Linked DNA regions of Homo sapiens: region 2 is linked to region 1. The links are chromatin loops, found by intact Hi-C in ENCODE. Cell type or tissue: IMR-90. All regions are shown on one strand. Links, peaks and the distances in the headings refer to the core of each region. The heading gives the core; the rest is flanking DNA. Region 1 has its middle 120 kb from the start of COPRS. Region 2 has its middle 39 kb from the start of COPRS.

What was found. Peaks named below come from ENCODE experiments on the same cell type or tissue, not always from the same donor. Only the 100,000 strongest peaks of a DNase experiment are listed, where the experiment ranks them.
Region 2: it touches region 1 in a loop (2.4-fold over the local background); 2 of 110 quality-filtered maps call a loop at or near these places.

What each region holds. Positions count from the first base shown.
Region 1 is chr17:31,739,437-31,742,349 of GRCh38, forward strand. No RefSeq gene overlaps it. Among named protein-coding and RNA genes, the nearest start is that of COPRS, 120 kb to the right of the region's middle. In IMR-90, for the core only: no CTCF peak of the experiment used is centred there; a DNase peak (open chromatin) is centred at 1,515; H3K27ac peaks cover 1,790 bases.
Region 2 is chr17:31,819,174-31,822,086 of GRCh38, forward strand. No RefSeq gene overlaps it. Among named protein-coding and RNA genes, the nearest start is that of COPRS, 39 kb to the right of the region's middle. In IMR-90, for the core only: no CTCF peak of the experiment used is centred there; a DNase peak (open chromatin) is centred at 1,678.

The DNA.
Region 1 (2,913 bases), core at 227-2,726:
TCTGTGCCAAGCACTGAAGGAGGCATCTTTGGTGAATTACCTCATTTAAATCCAATTGCCAGATGAGAATACTAAGGTTCAGACAGCTTGGCCCTCTCAAAGCTGTCATGTAAGTAGCAGAGCCAGTAATCACACCAGTCAAAGCTCACTCTGTTAGAAGGCCTTTCTCTTTGGTTACCAGCTGGCCATGAGAATGAACAATTCATCCCAGCTTACGTAGACTTTCCAGGACTTTCCAGATTTTAGCACTGAAAGTCCCAGGTCCCAGGAAACTCTTTCGTCCTGGGCAAACTGGGATAGTCGGTTACCCGATAGGCCATTATCAGAGGCTGGAGGAGATGTCATGAGATCTGCTGCTTCTCATACCATTTTGGTTTGAATCAAAGATTTTTCTTCTTGGTATATCCGACAATGAACCACAGAATAGTGGCAACATGTCTTATCCTCATTTCTAGATTTTCTCAATTCTCCTTCTCTTCCTTCTTTTTAACAGCATCTAAAACACAAACCTCATCTTGAAGTCTACTGGACTCTACTCATGAAGGGAAAGAGTTTGAAAATTATACAGGAATCAGGCCAGGTGCAGTGGTTCATGGCTGTAATCTCAGCACTTTGGGAGGCCAAGGTGGGTGGATCATCTGAGGTCAGGAGTTCAAGACCAGCCGGGCCAAAATGGTGAAACTCCATCTCTACTAAAAATACAAACATTAGCCAGGTGTGATGGAGCACGCCTGTAATCCCAGCTACTTGGGAGGCCGAGGGAGGAGAATCGCTTGAACCAGGGAGACGGAGGTTGCAGTGAGCCGAGATTGTGCCATTGCAATCCAGCCTGGGCAAAAAGAGCGGGGGAAAAAAAAAGAAAAAATTATACAGGAATCATTGTATATTGACCCCATATTTCTTTCTCAGAGAAAGTAGGGTTTCTAGTGAATAGAGGGCTGTCCTAGAAGCCAGAACCCCTTACCCAGTTCTGCCCGTTAAATGGCTGTGTGCCCTTAGGTAAGACTCTTCCCTTCTCTGAGCCCCAGTTTGAAATATGGGAGTTCTATATGATCTCCTGCCCTTGAGGAGTGCACAGGCCTTAATGTTCAGCCCTCTCATTCTACAGATGAGGACATGAAAGCTCAGAGAAGTCAAGGGGCTTGGCCAAGGTCACACAGCAAGCTAGAATAGTACAGAAAGACACACAGCAGTCTCTAAAGTTTTCTCTTATGAGACAAAATGTTGCCCCATGTGCCACCCCCCAGCACACACCAGAGAAAAAGCAGAGTACACTAAGAAACATAATCTGTTTAATGTTGCTTTCTAAGCCTGTAAAGAAAATGAGCCAAATGCTGAAAGATTAAGATTCCGATCTTTAAAAACAAATCAGGGTTTAATTTGGGTTTTCTTAAAGCCTCATAAAAAAGGGAAGCTGAATCCTTGACCAAATACTCAGCATTCCAAAGTGGGACGATGAGACAGATTTTAATTCCCTGCATGAGGAGCAGGCAGATTGGAGGATGTGTATTTCCATTGGCCTGCATATTTTTCAGATGTGTAAATGGCAGGCAGCCTGGAGGGAAGAGAATAGCCCCAAAGGGGCACGAGGGGAAGGTGACGCCTTGGAGGAGGGCTGCTTCTGCAAAGCCATAATGAAAGCTAACTGGGCTGCATCCTGATGGCTGAGAGAGGGCAAGTAACTTACTTAAAGTCATTCAGCTAGTAGGTGGCAGAGTTAGGAATTTAACCCAGATCTAAGTTCAAGCTCAAGTGCTCACTGGTTATGCTATGTAAAATTGGGAGCGGGAAGAAAAATGGCAAAATCAGGACCCCTTTCCATTATCCAGAGAGCCTGCTGTGGACTCTCTGCGATCCCCTCTGGATCTCTTTCTTGCTTCAGTCTTACAGGGCACTTCACTGTTTCCTTAGACCCCCTGTACTGGATGAAAATGTATTCATTCAGTTGTTCAACAAACGATTAATAAGAGTTTACTATGTGCTGGCTGACACTCCCCATCAAGAAAAGAAACCAATCAAACTAAACAGAAAGATATGTCCAGGTCCTGGGATTAAGGAGGGATTAAAAAGGGCTTCCTGGAGGAGGCAATGTTTGAAGTGAGCCTTGAGTTGGATTTGGGCATATCAGTTGTGTCCAAATAAAGCCTGGCTGAATAGTTCTTTAGTCATTACTTATTTACTAGCAGCCTGGGTCCCCTTTGGATATGGAGGGCTCTGGGTCAGTACCATTGACCAAAGCAAACTTAGAGATTGTCTAGGAATGCCAGTTATCCCCAAATATTCCAGACCCCAACGTATCAATCTCTCAACTGTCTCTGCATCTCGTCTGTGTAATAGCTGCCTCCACCAGCATTGGGAAGGCAGGGGAAGGAACACACATCTACTTAGCACCGCTACACCAACTATTTAAAAAAAATACAAGGTCTGTGTGGGAAATATTGTAGCTTCATGTTACACTGAAGAAACAGAAGCTGATAGAACTTAGGTGACTTGCCAAAGGTCACACAGCTCTACAGGGCAACACAGGGATTTGAATCTAAAGCCCACACTGTTCTCATGGCCCTACCTGCCTTTCTGTGTGCCAGACAGTGTTAGATGCTTCAAAAACACAACCTCTGCAAAAAAAAAAAAAAAAAAAAAAAAAAAAAAAAGGCCCATAAGGACACCGAACAGGAAATATGGATTCTGCACCTCCAGGGTACTTAGACCATGCTAGACACCAAGGATTCACAGAGGCCTAACCTCAAAGAAACACTCACTCTATTGAAAACACCTAAATAGCCCACTAGAAGCCACAGAGGCCCACATATAACCAGGAGTTGAACTGGGTGGTGTCACTGATGTCCTGGGTTATAGGTACCAATGAGGGCTGGAGGGGTCAGTGATCAGAGTCCCAGAGGAAGCGATTTTGTG
Region 2 (2,913 bases), core at 147-2,646, 80 kb after region 1:
CATGGTGGCATGCACCTGTAATCCCAGCTGCTTGGCAGGCTGAGGCAGGAGAATCGACTGAACCTGGGAGGTGGAGGTTGCACTGAGCCAAGATCGTGCCACTGCACTCTAGCCTGGGCAACAGAGTGAGACTCCATCTCAAAAGAAAAAAAAATGCTACATAGCAATATGGGAAAATGCTTATAATATACTAATAAATGAAAAGAAGAGAGTTTTTTAAATCACATGTACCTATGGTTACAAATATCTTTTTAAGACATGAGAGAAAAATAAACTCAAACAAATTAATCATTCTACCCCAAAAATGTATTCCTACTTTGTTAGTGTCAGGGTTGAATTGTGTCTCCCCACAAATTTATATGTTGAAGCACTAACCACTAACGTAACTGCATTTGGAGAGACCACCTTTAAGGAGGTACATGAGGGTTAATGAGGTCATAGGGATGGGGCCCTAATCCCACAGAACTGGTGTACTTATAAGAAGAGGAAGAGACACCAGTGATCTCTCTCCACACAAGCAGTGAGAAAAGGCCATATGAGGACACAGTGACAAGGCACCACGTGCAACCTGAGGCGTCAGCAGAAACCAACCCTGCCGGCACCTTAATGTTGGACTTTCCAAGCCTTCAGAACCATGAGAAAATGAATTTCTATGATTCAAGCCACCTAGTCTGTGGTATTTTGTGATGGCAGGCTAAGCCAACTAATACAGCTAGCCAGCCAGTCACCAAGTCCTACCAATTATTCCACTGCAATTCTCCTTGCAACCATTCCTCACCATTCCGCACCGTTCCACTGCCAACCTGGCTCAAGATCGTCTTGTGCTCAGATGAATACAATAGACTCCTTTCTCTTCCCTGCCTTTATACTTCCTGACTTGCTTCTCATATTCCCAGCACCAGTTCTTATCTTGCCTCATCCTATCATTTCAAACGTCTGAGATGTTTGAATCTGACAAGGGATATTTTCTCCTAGTACCAACCCTTGGTTCCCTCTCTCTGGAATTCGCTGTGCTCATCTCAGACGTGAAGTTCTCTGGCCTCCCCTGGTGCACCAGAGTTCTTCCATTATAAGTGCAGAAGGAAATCCAGGTCGATGAGCACTCAGATGACTAGCATAAAGACCATCCCTTTCCCCCTGTCCTGCCTCGCCTGTGTGTCTTTTCTTAGTTTCATATTCCCAGGCTTCTACTGCAGGCAGCTTTTTCCACATGGAGGAAAAGAGACCAGCCAGGCACGGTGGCACATGCCTGTAATCCCAACACTTTGAGAGGCCGAGGCGGGTGGATGGCTTGAGCTCAGGAGTTCGAGACCAGCCTGGGCAACATGGTGAAACCCTGTCTCTACCAAAAAAAAGAATACAGAAATTAGCTGGGCATGGTGGCACACACCTGTAGTCCCAGCTGCTTGGGAGGCTAAGGTGGGAGGATCACTTGAGCCTGGGAGGTAGAGGTGGCAGTGGGCTGTGATCATGCCACTGCACTCCAGCCTGGGTGACAGAGCCAGATCCTGTCTCAAAAAAAAAAAAAAGAGGGAGACCACCAAGAGCTTAGGCCTAAATCATCCCCCATTACCAAGCTTCATGGGAAATCTAAGTTTCTTTCTCTCAGCATACGTATGTCAAATCTCAGGAAGGACTGACTGGTCATTCTTGGGTCATACCCACCCATGAGTCAGTCATGCTAGCCAAGAAGAAAGGGGATTCTGGTAGGTCAGGGCTAGCTCATGACACAGTAGTTCGAAAGGAAGAAAGACACCCCTCTCAAGAGAAGAGGAAAGAGATGTCGAGCAGATATAAACAAGTATCTGTTCTTTCAGGTAACACCCATTCTGATGCAGCCCAGCACACAAGACCCTTCCCAGTGTCACCCTTGCTGACTTTGCCACGTCCCATTGAGAGTGAATCAGACAGTACCTTCCTAGGCAGAGTGCCGCCCCACACCTCCATGGACATAGGTAATCTATTCCAATTGGTAATACAGTTGAGAAGCATTTGAGCACTTGTTGGAACAATGGCAATCTTTTTTTTTTTCTGTAATGATTCATACAAACTTGGCCATGGGACTTTACAAAGGAAGGAAAATAGACATCAACATTTCTGATGCAGAACTCCTAAGTTCTTCCAGAATAAAGTCAGGCCTCAATTTGACAGGAAGGATTTGTTTTGCAATACAAACCTGGCTTTGAAGGTTAGGTTAATACTGGATTAGAGGACAGAATAAATCTACAGAAGCTACATCCTGGGAGATTTTTTTTTAAATATGGTAAAGCCAATGCTGGCAATGGAAAGGGAATTGAGTACACATGTACGTCGTTGGTGGAGTTGTAAAGCAGTATAAGCCTTTCCAAGAGCGATTTGGCAATCGTGTCTTTAAAAGTCCAATACCATTTGATGGGCTAATTTCATTTCTAAGCATCTGTTCTAAGAAAATGGGCTGGGCACAGTGGCTCACGCCTGTAATCGGAGCACTTTGGAAGGCTGAGGCAGGTGGATTGCCTGAGGTCAGGAGTTTTGAGACCAGCCTGGCTAACATGGTGAAACCCCATCTCTACCAAAAATACAAAAATGAGCCAGAAGTGGTTGCGCACACCTGTAGTCCCAGCTACTTGGGAGGCTGAGGCAGGAGAATCGCTTGAACTTGGGAGATGGAGGTTGCAGTGAGCTGAGATTGTGCCACTGCGCTCCAGCCTGGGTGTCAGCAAAACTCCGTCTCCAAAAAAAAGAAAACGATCCAGGCCAAGATGGGTGGATCACCTGAGGTCAGGAGTTCGAGACCAGCCTGGCCAACATGGTGAAACCCCATCTCTACTAAAAATACAAAATTAGCTGGGTGTGGTGGTGCACGCCTGCAGTCCCAGCTACTCGGGAGGCAGAGACAGGAGAATTGCTTGAACCTGGGAGGCAGAGATTGCA